Regions from separate parts of the Homo sapiens genome. Here region 2 is linked to region 1. A link is a loop called in an ENCODE intact Hi-C map of the cell type or tissue named here. Cell type or tissue: GM12878. All regions are shown on one strand.

What was found. Peaks named below come from ENCODE experiments on the same cell type or tissue, not always from the same donor. Only the 100,000 strongest peaks of a DNase experiment are listed, where the experiment ranks them.
Region 2: it touches region 1 in a loop (10-fold over the local background); 1 of 110 quality-filtered maps calls a loop at or near these places.

Annotation. Positions count from the first base shown.
Region 1 is chr2:198,910,498-198,918,497 of GRCh38, forward strand. No RefSeq gene overlaps it. Among named protein-coding and RNA genes, the nearest start is that of LINC01923, 540 kb to the left of the region's middle. In GM12878, no CTCF peak of the experiment used is centred here; a DNase peak (open chromatin) is centred at 3,394; H3K27ac peaks cover 399 bases.
Region 2 is chr2:199,225,936-199,233,935 of GRCh38, forward strand. No RefSeq gene overlaps it. Among named protein-coding and RNA genes, the nearest start is that of SATB2, 230 kb to the right of the region's middle. In GM12878, no CTCF peak of the experiment used is centred here; a DNase peak (open chromatin) is centred at 3,386.

The DNA of each region.
Region 1 (8,000 bases):
GTATTAAAACTAGATGATTTATAAATGTGCTTACTGATCAAAAACCACATCGAGTTTTTTATTGTATATATCTATGGGGTTCATTGTCATATATATATATATATATAGATATACACACACACACATACATACATCATGGAATGATTAAATTGAGCTAATTAACACGTCAATCACCTTACATGCTTGTCATTTTTTTTGTTTGTTTGTGGTGAGAACACTTGAAGGCAAGTAACACTAAATTCACTCTTTAGGCTAAACTTTTAGAGTAAAATCTATTCTTTTAGCAACTAGAAATATACATTATTATTAACTATAGTCACCATGCCATTCAATAGTTCAATGAAACTTTTTTCTCCTGTCTAAATAAGATTTTGTGCCCTTTGCCAAACATCTCCCGTTTTCCTGTACCCTCCTCCATCACATGAGTGGGGAGCCTGAGATGGAGTGTTGAGATAGGGCCATAGGAGTAGTGTTAAAGGTGGGCTAACAATACCAGAGGCTCCAATATTGCTTCTTTCATTGTGTTTTGATAACATAATCTCAGAAAGAACCTAGAACTTAAGAGCTACGTAGAAATTTACTTACAGAACATTCCTGTTAGTTTACACAGAAGGAAATTGATCAAATCATACAAGCATTTGGACATCAATTAGGATGAGAAGCAGGACATATTAGTGATCTTTCCAGGGTACTACATTATACCCCAAGATGTACAAAGTTTCATGCTTCCATAGCAACTGGGAGTTATCTAAGACCAAAATATATCATCAATTTCCTCTCTGGAGAAGAACACTGCTTTTCATTAAATAGCCTAGAATCTCCTTTGGAAAGCAGGTAAACATAAAATTAACCTGCATTAATTGGAGGTAATGTGTTTCTTTCATTAAAATAATACCAATGACAAAATCATTTCACATGCTTTGAGAGGAATAAAATATCACTCAGGTTGCAATTATCTGTGAAGTACAGTCATTTCCTAGCCAGACCTTAAGGGAAATTGATTGTTTCTTTATGTCCTTTGTTTATACATATTTCTTAGACTTAATGGCTGACAAGTGACCATTTCATTACCATAAGATGCCTCTCTGTTTTCCAGAGCTGATTCTTCCTTTACTTTTGCTTAACAGTAGCAATAGTGTTCATAATTAGATGCACCTTGGTTTTCAATCCCAAAGTGACTTTGCAGATTGCTTCATGACAGCATCCCAGTTTCTCATTTTACTGTTAGTAAGAGACCATGCACATTTGCTGAAATGCACATCACAAATGTTTGTCCTGTTTTCACCCAGAGGTAAGTGAAAAATGTGTCTGTTTTCCCAAGCCAAGAAGAAGAGGGGAGAATCATGGCTGTGCACACCTCAGATTTATGGTCCAAGGAACTCTCACTTGCCTAGTAGTTATTTTGGTCTAGGGAAGGCCCCTGTTCATATTTCCTTCTTCCTGGACCTACACCAATTTGAGCAGCTATCAATCCACAGAATAGAAGGTACTCAGGAATTTTTTTTAATGTCACAATGGTTAATAGCATGGATATGGAAACAAAACAAGCTTAGTTTGAATCCTAGCCTATGTAACTTCGTGTGAAGTATTTTACTTTGTGTATCCCAGTAACCTCATCTTTAAAAATCGAGATATTAATTGTTCCTACCTCATCAGCTTCTTGTGATAATTAAATCAAGTAAAATTTAATTACAAGTAAAATAAATATTAACTTACATTTAGTTTTTTGCTTAGGACAGTGTATATCACATAGTAAAAACACAAAGCAAATTAGCTATTAGTATTGGTTCTTGTCATTCATAGGCTTTCTTTCACCACTCTAGATACCCATGGTTACATGCCTTGTCCTCAATGTGGTTTCATGGTTTTACAACCTCCAGGACCATGTACCACCTCTAAGCTGTAGATACAGGGAATAATATCCTGGAAAGAAAAACAGCTGTCTGTTATTAGTGGAGAACAGGATAGACCTCTGCTGCTCCCTCCCAGAAATTAGAAAAAAAGCATGGCATTCTTCGTTATCCAAAAAGCATGGTGAAACACAAGCAGGAGCACTTAATAGCAACAGTAAACATGTACCTAGCTGACAGGTGCTTGTCTAAGAATTTGACTCACTATTACACTATAAGGCTGGTAGTATTAGCATCCACATTTTACAGAGAGAAAGGGGCAAAGCATCTTACTCAGGGTCACAAAGCTGAAAATTGAGACAGCCACAATTGCTTATTTTTATTTTTATTTTTTGAGGCAGGTTCTTGCTCTGTTATCCAGGCTGGAGTGCAGCAGTGGATAACTCACTGCAGCTTCCAACTCCTGGGCCCAAGTGATCCTCCCACCTCAGCCTCCCCAGTAGCTAGGAATATAGGCACACACCATCATGCCTGGCTAATTTTTTATTTTTTGTAGGGATGGGACCTCATTATGTTGCCCAGGCTGTTCTTGAATTCCTGGCCTCAAGCAATCCTCACACATTGGACTCCCAAAGTGCTAGGATTACAGATGTGAGCCACCATGCCTGGCCCTGAGAGCCAGGATTTGAACCTGGGTATCTCAGGTTCATAGTCTGGCTCTTTATCACTCTATTATATAGTCTTTCATTGTAAACATTCTCCAAGTAAGCCTGAGATAATCTGCTACAAAAGAATAGTCATGAATATAAGAGGCATATAAATTTTTATGTACCATATAGGAGGTTTTCACAAGGACATCTAACCTTCTCAGTGGAGAGAGTTATTTATAGAATATTTATTGAAGCCCTACTATGTACTAGGAACTATCCTAAAGACTGGGAATAAAATAATTAAGGACATCGCCTATTCCCTCATAGAGCTGACATGCTCCTGGGGAAGAGAAACACTAATCAAGTAAACAAAGTAATTTCAAAAATATAATAAAAACATGTAAGAGGTTATAAAGTGAATAGAAATTGTAATTCTATGCTAGAATGGTAAAAGAGATATGTTTGATTATAATTACTTGAGAGGAAAAGTAGATAAAACCCATAATGAAAGACCCCCACCATTTCTACCTTGTCCCTCCCTTTTCAGGGGACCAGAGTTTAAGCCTGTCCCCATATGAGCCATTGATACCTGAGTCACCTAGACCCAGCCCATTAAACCCTTCTGTAAGTGCACCAGTAACTGTAGGTAGAAAAATGCAGCTGACACTCACAGCCTGAAGTGATGACATTTATAAGACCCTAGTCAGCAATGATGGGGTTATAGACTTAATAAGTTCAACAGGGAGATGACAGTGGGTGATGGGGAGGAAGGGAGGGATAATAGATGAATTGGTGACAAAGAGAAAAGGCTTCAGAAAGAAAATCATAAAAAGAGGAACTGAGAGGCCAATATGAGGCAATTGTCAAAAGCCTGGGGAGAATTGTTGACAAATCATAGTCTGTGTTTCTTCAAGTGTGATTCAGGCTCCCTGGGGGTTCCCAAGACACTTTCAGGAAGTCTGTAAGGGCAAAGCTATTTTTATAGTAACATTAAGATGTCATTTGGTTTTTGTTTTTTTTTCACTCTTATTCTCTCTCAGGTATGTAGACTCATTGGTAAGGTTTCAGATTCTATATTGCAACTAACCTTTAGGAAACTTGTTGAGTTTTGGTGTAGTATCAAAGCAGTATATCCAGTTATCTGAGTGGTCTAAGTTATTGTTAATCCATTCAAGGTGCTATAATAGAATACCGTGGCTGGGTAGCTTATAAACAATAGAATTTATTTGTCACAGTTTTGGAGGCTGGGGAGTAGAAGATCAAGGTGGCGCAGACTTGGTGTCTGGTGAAAGCCCTCTTCTGGAAGCTGTGTTCTCACATGGTGGAAAGGGGTGAAGGAGGCCTCTGGGGTCTCTTTTATAGGAGAACTAATACCACATAGGGGAACTAATTATCTACCAAAAGACTTAGCTCCTAATACCATCATACTGGGGGTAAGGCTTTCAACATACACTTGTACATCTCAAATATGAGGATCTGAAATTGAAAATGCTCCAAAATCTGAGATTTTTGAGTGTTAACATAATGCTCAAAGGAAATGCTCATTGGAGCATTTCAGATTTCATATTTTCAGATTTGGGACGCTCAACCAGTAAGTATAGTACAAATATTCCAAAATAAAAAGAAAACCTGAAATCTGAAACAATTCTGGGTCCAAGTGTTTTGGATAAGGGATGTTCAACCTGTATAAATTCTGAGGAGACACACTCAGTCTACTGAACTTACTAAAACACACCTCCCTATTCTAACTACATAACTTTGTGAGTCTAGATTTTTCTCTCTTTAACAACCAAAATAACATTTTAACAAATTGAATATAGGAGCAGATATGAGGTTCTAGTTGTCTCCTCTTAAGTCAGACATTAAAGGGATTTACAAAAATGTAAAATAATGACTTTCTTATTAGTAAATTTTTATTTGGAATACAGTTGTTTTTCATTAAAAATGTTATCTATGTTAATATATAATAGAATTATTATTTTAAAATAAATACATATTTTAAATATTTCTCAGTTTTAATCTACTGTAATAAATATTGAGAGGTATGAGTCACATAAACAAAATCTCTTAAGGGTCCTCAATAATTTCTTAAGAGTTTTAAGGGACCCTAAGTTTGAGAACTGCTTATTTAGACAATTTGCTTCCAACTTTGTTCAATATGAGAAAGTTAGGAAGCTAGAAAGTATATAATCTTTGGAGCAATTGCTCAGTCTCTTTCATTAAAAATCTGCTTAAACCATGTGACAGATTGCATTGTCCCAAAATGGCCACATCAATAATTTTGGTCCCACAAAATTCTCAGAGTTTGAATATTCCTCCAAGTAAGAGGTACTTTCTAGTTCCCTCACCTAATTTGGGCCACGCTTAGTGGCTCATTTGCAATTTGTGTACTGTAGCAGAGGCAGTGCTGTATGCCTTCCAAGGGTGAGTCTAAAAATAATACAAATTAAACCCAGCTCTCTATCAGGACATGTGTTTTGAGAGATTAGAGTCCACAGTTAAGAAGCCCAGGTACTCCAAAGATGCCATCCTGGAGAGATTATTTTGAGGTGATCACATAAAGGTAGAGAGAGTTGCCTGTGGCTCCCTACCTATTCCATATTCCAACTGCTACAGTCCTCTCAGCATCAACCTCCAGACACAAGAGTAACTAAACTTCAGATGATCCAAACCATCATCCTTTAAGCCACCTCAACTGACCCAAGATTAAGCAGAGAGGAGCTATCCCCAACAAGTCTTACCCAAATTGTGGATTGATGAGCAGAATAAATATTGCCATTGTTTCAAAACACTAATGTTTGGAGTTATTCATTACACAGCAATAGTAACTGGAGCAAATACTCTCTTCAGGGCATTAGGATTTGTCTCAGGAAAAGGTGGAGTATATTATACCCACAACAGATAGTGAATGGGTATTCACTTATCCTGTGATCATCCTCATTAAAGACCATGGAAAGAAAATAACTTCATCCCAGAGACAACTACACAGAGGAAGAAACAATGAAGTCTAGTCCTCACCTTCCCCATCTCAAGAAGATCACTAGAAGTTTACCATACAAAACAAAAGAAGGAACACGTCAAATTCAGTTACAGAACCAATGAAGATTATCTGATGGAAGAAAAGGAGAAAAGAGAAAGGTAAACTAGTACAAAGATTAATTATTTTAATAAACAGTATACAAGTTATACATATATTACTTTATATTTTGTATTAATTATATTATATAATAATTAATTATATTATATTAATAGCCAACTATACAGGGAAGATATTATTCCTCTTTTGCAGGTAAGAGAACATGTGATACTCAGGGCTGTTAGGCAATTTGCCTGAAGTCGCACAGCTACAGCTCATACTCAGGTCTGTCAGATTCCAAGCCTTACAGGAAGCTGTTTTCTTCCATCTGGAACTCTGGATTTTTCTGCTACATTAAAATAAATGCATCTCTCTCTTTCAAACATAATAATAATTCTGCAAGTGTTCATGCTCTAAGCTAAGATATGGGAATAGAAAATATAACAAACTTTAAAGGTAACATTTCTGCTTCTCTCTCGGGAGAAAACTGTCTTTGTGGTACCATATGAAGCCCTGGCTAACGGCAGGTGTCATTAGGGACAGGATGGAATGAGGAGGACGTTAACAATTTACTATAAATGATTTTTCAATTGAAGAAAAACAGGAAATATGCCAGAAGGCTGTGGATCAGAGGTCAACACCTGCTCCTCCCTGTGCGTGTCCACAGACTCTGACATCTCATCTGCTGGGAAATCAGAAGTACCAAGCTGCCAGCCAAGCCAGGGAGCACTAGAGCCTTTCTGCCAGTGTCTGCCAGGTCTTAGCCTCCCTAATGCCACTCAGTGGTATCATGCTCCTTGAAACGACTCACATACCTCCTTGCTTTGTGGCAAAATGAAGGCCAAGTGCAACTTTATCCGGGAAGCAGATGCCTTGATGTTTCTGGTACTTGTCATAAGTGACATATGTATTACTTCATTTGCAAATGAGCACTCACAGGAGTCTTTGGGAATGGAGGAGAGGAGTGTCCTTTGGTAAAATGCTTCAATATTCAGCAAATTTTGAGTACTTACTGTGTCTAGGAGCTGTTATTTATTGATGAGAATTGGCTTAGGATTCTACTTTCTAGTGGATGATTTTTTTTAATCCAAATTTCTAGATGAACAACAAGCATTCTAATTGTCTCCATAAGCCTGCAATAGAGAATTCTCTCATCCTACATTCATTATTAAGAAATCCTTCCTGCTTCCATAAACTCAAGGACTTACGTCCTGTACCACTCTTCCTAAATAGAAATTAAAACCTAAGGCCATGAACTTGAAGACATATATCTGGTTTCTATACTGCTGTGAATTTTTTGAGCCTCAATCCCTCTCTAACTTTGAGGAAGCTCTATTTCTCATTACAATGGATTTCTCCATCTTGATCTTGAGCTTAATTTATTTTTAATTTTTTTAATCATGTAATATTTAATTATTATTTAAATCATTTTATTAATCATTTTTAAAGGGACATTAGCTCAGGCTGCTCCAAGGAGGAGGATATATGAAAACACGCTGTACCTTTCATTTTTTTACAACTTTACAGTAAATCTAAAATTAGTTTTTCAAAATTAAAAGTTAAAAACATTCAAATTGCCATTCTTCTGGATTTTACAGTCTATAAGAAAAGATCATAGGCTTTGGGATTAAGCAATCTCAAACCTGATTCCATCTGTTATTAGTTATGTGACTTAAGGCAAGTCACTTAACTTTGTTGAGCCCCATTTTTTTTTGTTGAATAGACAACCTAGCACATGGGTCTATCACAAGTTAAAAGTAGGCAAGATGTAATAAAATAGAGTTCATTTATCATTTCCTCCATCTCTGTACTTTATTCAAAAAAGTTGATAAATTAAAAATTACTGCTAAATTTGCATATTCTCTTATTAATAGTTGTTTACTGAGCTTAGAAATATGCATTATCTGACTGGGTAGTCTAAAGCAATCAAGCACGATTAAAGAAAGGGTTGTTCAGCTGGTTATCAGATAATTCTGAAGCCAGGTGTTGCACATGATCCTTACTTGGAGCCATCTGATCCATTGCCACATAGTTCATTGTCAAGCCAATTTCACCAGCTTGACATATATATGCTGTTAATCATAAAGAAGATCAAGTGAAAGAAAGTAGTGATTGCCATCATTAATGGAATAAAACCAGCACTAAAGTCAGGGCACATAGTAAATTTTTAACAATCTTGTTTGAGATTTCAACTGTTGGATGATCAGATCTTGAGACTGTTTAACACTTGGCGTATCTGTGAGTTTATTGTTCATTTGCTCAGTGTTTTCCATGATGGTATGGAGCTAGATAGGCTTGAAATTGAGGGTAAAAAGAATCAGTTCAGGAAATAAAGTAAATGACTCAAATTTCACTTTATGATCTAAGACTGGTTCTCCAACTTCATCGTGCATCAGAATTAACTAGAGAGCTTGTTAAAACATG
Region 2 (8,000 bases), 320 kb after region 1:
CTTGCAGGTTGTATGGCAAATAGAATTCCCACTTTATGTCCATTTGTTATGCCCATTGTTGTACCTGTTATACAGTGAAATGTCTCAACACTATCACTCTCAACAGCCAGAGGGCAACCATACAGGGCACATAAGTGTTGCAGGGCCCAGATGGTGTGCTGTTGATCAGCCATCCTCCAAGGGTAGGTGAAGAACAGTCCTGTGGCCATGTCCACAGCTGTTAGTGCATGCGTATACCCTTGCAACTTCAGCAGCAACCCAATGTAGTCTACTTGCCACCTTGTCAAGGACACTGACCCTATTGTCACTTGTTGTGTAACACTGGGCAGCTGCCTCCATTTAAGGTATGCGTGAGTACACGCCAGGCACTTCTGACAAGCCTCCCAAATATCTTGTGTGGGCAGGGACAAACCCCAACGCTTATTGACCTGTTGCATCAGTTTACCCACTGCATGTCCCAGTTTCCAATGTAGCCACAAGACCGCATCTCGTGTAGGTACCAACTCTAACCATTGGACCTTGGCTAAGCCCTCAGCCTCATCATTACCAGGGGTGGCCAAAGACATATGGCCTGACACATGATAAATAGTCACATCCTTCTAATGACCTATTTCCCAGAGGTATTTCCACACGGCTTGTCATATGTCAATTGACCCATTTCCAAATGGGTCAGTGGCCAACAAGCCAATTCTGTATTTTCCAAGCGGTTAATTACAAGATTAAGCCTCAATAGATGACCCAGCTATCCACACAGATTACCACAGGAGTCTCCTCTTTGGTGATTACCATCCATGCTGCTCTAAACTCAGCCCATTGGCTACTCTGCCCACACCTGGTTTCAAACCATATAGTGTCAATACTAGGCTGGACTACAACAGTGGTCCAGGCAGCAGTAGCACCTCAGCTAGACCCATCTGTGTACCATGCTCTGTCGGAAATGGGGGGGCACCCTTCTTTGAATGGTGATGGCTCAGGGTCCAAGTGTACCTCAGGCTGACCCATGGCCTTCTCTTGCATTAGGACTATAGGTCCCAAGACCTCTTGCAGCTCTACCGCTAAGGGATTTGTACTCAGAGTACTCTGTTGCTCTAAGTAGACACCCACTTTGCTAAAGTGGATGTCTGCGCCATCCTAGTCCAGGGGGTCATTACCCATGAACGCACCCATCCCACTATGGGGTAAGTCGTACGCATGATGACTGAAGCCTGTCCTGTCACATTCTCACAAGCTTGAAGAGCTGCATATACAGCTGCTAGCTGTTTCTCTATTAAGGAATACCAGAGCTCAGCTGCTTTGCATAGTGGAGACCAAAAGCCTACTGACATTCTCAAGTGCCCCGTGCACTGCCATAAGCCCCAGCAGAAACCATCTGTGGCCACATGCACATCCAGCTCAAACAGATGCCCCTGGTCAACTACCCGTAGGGTTTGTGCCAGCTGAATAGCCCACTTGGCTGTCAGAAAGGTGGTCTCAGTTGCATCATCCCAATCCCAGGTAGTTCCCTTCTTTGTTAATCGATACAACGGTTTTGTCATTTGAGCTAAATGGGGGACAAATGCCCGCCAATATCCCAGAAGGCCCACAGACATTTGTAACTTGTTCACTGTGGTGGGATGAGGATACGCCTGAATTTTAACAATGATAGCCTCTGCGATGGCTTTTGTCTTACCTGACCAGATAGCTCCCAAGAATTTGGCAGATAATCTAGGCCCTTGGACCTTGGACCTTGGATTTCTTGGACCTTGGATTTGTTGACAGCCCAACTACATGCTGCCAAATGTTGCTGCAAGAGGGGTGCCACTGCTTCTAAATCTGCAAGAGAATCAGAGGTTAACATAATATCATCAGTATAATGGAATAGGTGGACCACTTATGGACATTGCCAGATGGCTAAATCCATGGCAACAAGACCATGACGTATGGTGGGGCTATGCACATAGCCCTGCAGCAACACTGTAAAAGTCCATCGTCACCCTTTCCATGTGAAGGCGGACTGGAGTGATGTCAATGTCGATGAAGAAAAATGCATTGGCTAAGTCCACTATATAGTGGTACTGTCCCAGTTCCATCATCAAATGGTCTGTCAAATCCATGATTGATGCAAAGGATGTGTTACTTAATTCCATTCCCGATAGTTCACCGTCATCCGCCAAGTTCCATCAGCCTTTCTAACTGGCCACACTGGAGAACTGTAGGGGCTGTGGATACCACGCACTATCTGCAGCTCCTCCAGCTTTTTGATCGTCTCAGCTATCTCTGTATGCCCACCTGGCAAATGGTATTAATGGGTGGAAGTAACCTGTTGGGGTTGTGGCAGGACATGAGGCTAGTGATGCATATGTCCGCATAGCACCAGCTTCACCACACGCACTCAGAGTCTGAATTCTCTAGCCATGGTTTGTAATACCAGGCCATGTAAAATGTCCACCCACATAATGCATTCAGGTATGGGGGAGACATACATAGTGTATAAGTGAGAAGCCAAGCGGCCAGTGCTGAGGTACAGAGATACAGGTTTCACTTTCACTGACCAGCCTCCATAACCATCAATGTATGTAGCCTTGCCCAGAAACTTATCCAAGTTCCTATAAACAAGGCTACAATCTGCATCAGTATCTACCAGCAGCAACATCTGCTGTACATTGGTGGGGGACCAGAGGATTGCCAACTCCACATGTGGCCTCTGGTCATCTCATGTCCCCGCAAGCAGAGCACATCAGCCAGTTCTCTAATCAAACAGAAAAGGCTCTACATTTCTGTCTGGCTGTAGCAAGTAGTCTATGAGCTGGAGCGCCCAGGCAAGACTGGGTCACACAGCAATGTCCTTCTCCTCCTTGGGCATTTTCTGGAATTGCTGCTCTGGAGACAATTGCCTCCACAAAGTTAATAGTACTTCCGTGGGCTGCTTATCAATTTTCTCTCAGTCAACCCCAGCCAAGATTAAATCTTGGCTCACATCTGTGAGCGTGCCACTCATTGGGGTCCCCTTTTCTTCCATGGGGGAGCCCCCTGCAGGCAGGGCATCTTCCCCTTCTTTAAGGTGTGGACCCCTCAGTCCTGCTGACGGCCCTCTGCTTTCCCAAGAGCTACCATACCAGTGGTCATTTCATGTATGTGGTGCCCTGTGTACAGGGTGAGGACAGCAGCTAGGGAGCCAAAGGCACTCAGAGGTACAGAACCCAACATGAGATCCCTCATTTGGGGCGTGAAACATTCATCATCTGGCCCTTGGGTATTCAGGTCAAACAGCCTGCCGCATACCCATCACCCAGATGACTTGCACCAAATCGACATACGACTGCCATTTACTCACAATTTTGGGTATTTCCCTGGCATTGTTCCACACAGTCCATATGGCTGCTCATAGCAGCCTGAATCAGGATGTGGTCACCTTGCCCTGCTGCTAACTGCCTGCTCACTTGCAACCGCTGACTGAGGGAGGAATGAGTCATGATAGAGGCCAGCTTTTCCATCTCAGAGGCAGAACAGGAGATACTATCTACTCCCTCGTCCCACAGACAAAGCATCCAGGCGGGCAGGGGTTCCCCTAGACGCTGGCGGCACTGCTTGCCTAATTTCCGCAACTCAGTTGGGGTATAGGCAATATATGAAGTGTGTTTTGTTACGATGGGGGGTCCTTGAGCCCGCCCTTGGGATCCCACAGGCTGTTCATGGTCTACTTTCTGACAAACCACTGGGTGAGCCTGCAACAGGGGTTCTTCCTCCTCAGTATCAGATTGAGTGCGGACCTCCAGCCAAGACGGCGGACCCAGGCTTGCATTCATGTCAGACTCTAATTTTTTCTCCAAGCTCTGTAGCGGGGACTCCATGCACCCCGCCTGTGCCTGGAGGTCCCTTACCTGAGCTTTATCCCTCAGGGACTGGGTATGCACTTCTCGTAACACAGTGAAAAATGCCCATCCAACTCTGCTGGCAAAGGTTCGCTCCTTCTCAGTGCTCTGTGCTTCCAGCTGCTTCAGCGCATTTTCCACACTCATGGGTGACCCATCGACCACCACCCAGGTTTCCGCTAGGGCCCATCCTTGCAGCATGGCTACCACCAGGTACCACAACCCATGTTGTGGCCACATGGTCGACCCAGAATCAGTGGTGCCAAGGCTCACTCACCTCGGGATCCTGCCAACTATGCCAAGTGTCAGGTTCTAGCCCAAGCTGAGGTCCAAGGAGAGTGGGTGTGTGAGTGGCAGGTAGCTGAAAGACCGCTTGAGGAATCGTAGGCAGTTGCAACATGGCTTTATTCTCTTTCTGGGTGCAAGCTGTAGGTACAGCATCAGCAGGATAGTTACACCTTTTACAGACAATAGTGGCTCTGATCCAAGCACAAGCTCTCATGAGTGGTTACATGTGCCTTATGTGGTGTGGTTACATAATGTGCACAATTGTGTGCCTGTGCTCCAAACCCACTGAGTCATGCTGTGCCAGAAGGCCACCTAGGCCTACTCCTGACTAAGGCACAGCCATCTCCTTTGGTTTCATACGAATTTTAAAATAGTTTTTTCCAGTTCTGTGCAGAATGTCAATGGTAGTTTAATGGTAATAGCATTGAATCTATAAATTGTTTTGGGCAGTATGGCCATTTTAATGATATTGATTCTTCCTATCCATGAGCATAGGATGTTTTTCCATTTGTTTGTGTCATCACCAGTATCTTTGAGCAGTGCTTTGTAGTTCTCCTTGTAAAGGTCTTTCACTTCCCTTGTTAGCTGTTATTTCTAGGTATTTTATTCTTTTTGTGGCAATTGTGAATGGGAGTTTGTTCCTGATTTGGCTTTTGGCTTGCCTGTTGTTGATGTATAGGAATGTAGTGATTTTTGAACACTGATTTTGTATCCCAAAACTTTGCTAAAGTTGTTTATCAGCTTAAGAAGCTTTTGGGCCAGGCACAGTGGCTCATACGTGTAATATGAGCAATTTAGGAGGCCAAGATGGGTGGATCACTTGAGACCAGGAATTTAAGATCAGCCTGGCCAACATGGCAAAACACTGTCTCTACTAAAAATACAAAAAAAAAAAAAAATTAGCCGGGCATGGTGGCATACGCCTGTAATTCCAGCTACTCCGGAGGCTGAGGCATGAGCATCATTTGAACTTGGGAGGTAAGGGTTGAAGTTAGCTGAGATCACGTCACTGCACTGCAGCCTGGGTGACAGAGCAAGACTCTGCCTCAAAAAAGAAAAAAAGAGAAGCTTTTGGGCTAAGACTATTCAGTTTTCTAGATATAGAATCATGTCATATGCAAACAGGCATAGTTCGATTTCCTCTCTTCCTATTAGAATGCCCTTTATTTCTTTCTCTTGCCTGATTGCTCTGGCCAGAATTTCTAATACTTTGTTGAATAGGAGTGGTGAGAGGGGGCATCCTTGTCTTGTGCCAGTTTTCAAGGAGAATGCTTCCAGCTTTTGCCCATTCAGTATGACGTTGGCTGTGGGTTTGTCACATATGGCTCTTATTATTTTGAGGTGTGTTCCTTCAATACCTAGTTTATTGAGAGTTTTTAACATGAGGGATGTTGAATTTTGTTGAAAGACGTTTCTGCATCTATTGAGATAACTACATGGTTTTTGTCTTTAGTTATGTTTATGTGATGAATCACACTTACTGATTTGTGTGTGTGGTACCAACCTTGCACCCCAGGGATGAAGCCTACTTGATCGTGGTGAATACATTTTTTAACGTGCTGTTGGATTTAATTTGCAAGTATTTTGTTGAGGATTTTTTATCTATATTCTTCAAGGATATTGGCCTGAAGTTTTTCTTTTTTTGTTGTATCCCTACCAGGTTTTGGTAACAGGGTGATGCTGGCCTCACAGAATGACTTAGGGATTTTTCTGAACAGTTTCAGTAGGAATGGTACCAGCTCTTCTTTGTATATATGGTAGAATTCAGCTATGAACCCATCTGGTCCTGGCCTTTTTATGGCTGGTAGACTATTATTGCCTCAATTTCAGATCTCATTATTGGTCTATTGAGGGATTCAGTTTCTTCCTGGTTCAGTCTTGGGAGGGTGTATGCATCCAGGAATTTATCCATTTCTTCTAGATTTTCTAGTTTATGTGCACAGAGGTGTTTATAATATTCTCTGATGGTTGTGTGTATTTCTGTGGGGTCAGTGGTAATATCCCCCTTATGATTTTTTATTGTGATTATTGGAATCTTTTTTTTTCTTCTTTATTCATCTAACTAGTGGTCCATCTATTTTATTATTATTATTATGTTTTTTTTTTTTTCAAAAAACCAGCTCCTGGATTTGTTGATCTTTAGAATGGTTTTTTGTGTCTCTATCTCCTTCAGTTAAACTCTGATTTTAGTTATTTCTTGTCTTCTGCTAGGTTTGGGATTTGTTTGCTCTTGGTTTTCTAGTTTTTTTCAGTTGTGACATTAGGTTGTTAACTTGAGATCTTTCTAGCTTTTTGATGTGGGCATATCTTGCTATAAATTTCTTTCCCAATACTGCCTTAGCTGTGTCTCAAAGATTCTGGTACATTGTATCTTTGCTCTTATTCGTTTCGAAGAACTTCTTCATTTCTGCCCTAATTTCATCATTTACCCCAAAGTCATTCAGGTGTAGGTTATTAAGTTCCCATGTAATGGTATGGTTTTGAGTGAATTTCTTCATCTTGAATTCTTATTTGATTGTGCCATGGTCTGAGAGACTGTTTGTTATGATTTCAGTTCTTTTGCATTTGCTGAGGAGTGTTTTATTTCCGTTTATGTGATTGATTTTAGAGTAAGTGCTATGTGGTGAGAATAATATATATTTGGTTGTTTTGGGGTAGAGAGTTCTGTAGATATTTATCGGGTCCATTCGATCCAGAGCTGAGCTCAGGTCCTGAATATCTTTTTTAATTTTCTTTCTCAATGATCTGTCTATTATTGTTAATGGGTGTTAAAGTCTCCCACTATTATTTCGTGGGAGTCTAAGTGTCTTTAAATGTCTCTAAGAACTTGCTTTATGAATCTGGTTGCTCCTGTATTGGATGCATATATATTTAAGATAGTTAACTCTTCTTGTTGAATTGAACCTTTTACCATTATGTAATGCCCTTCTTTGTCTTTTCTGATCTTTGTTGGTTTAAGTCTGAAGAAAACTAGTCTCTATTTTGAGCCTCTGTCCTGAGTTCTCACCTCAGTAATCTACTTCCACAGCAATTGTTCCCAGAGTGGCTTTCATCAAGCTACTTTATCTTTTTGAGCCCCAAGCCTTAGATTCTCATCTGTGAAATTAACATATTTCTTTTAAAAATATAATAAACTTTGGTTTTAAAATAGTTTTAGATTTACAGAAAAATGTAGCAGAAAATACAGAATGCTCTTATATACTTCTCCCCTGTACTCACATTCTTCCATTAGTAACATCTTGCATTAGTGTGGTGCATTTGTGACAATTAATAAAATAATATTAATATATATTATAAAGTGAAGTTCATAGTTTACATTAAGGTTCACTCACTACTGGTCTTTTTATTCTCTTTATAGTTTTGCCTTTTTCAGAGTGTCACGTAGTTGGAATAATACAGGAAGTAGCCTTTCAGACTGATTTCTTTCACTTAGCAATATTCATTTAAAGTTTCTTCATATCTTTTTGTGACTTGATAACTCATTTCTCTTAATCACTGAATAAGATTCCATCGTAGGGATGTCCCACAGTTTGTTTATCCATTTATCTATTGAAGGACATCTCAATTGCTTCCAAGTTTGGGCAATTATGAATAAGGCTGCTAAAATACACATGTGTAGGTTTTATGTGGAAATAAGTTTTCAACTCAACTGGGTAAATACCTAGGAGCAGGTATATGGTAAGATTATGTTTACATTTATAAGAAACTGCCAAACTGCCTTCCTAAGTGGCTCTACCATTTTGCACTCCTCCCAGCAATGAATGGAAGCTCTTACTGCCACTCATTCTCTCCAACAATTGGTATTGTGAGTGCTTTAGATTTTGGGCATTCTAGTAGGTGTGTAGTAGCATCTCATTGCTG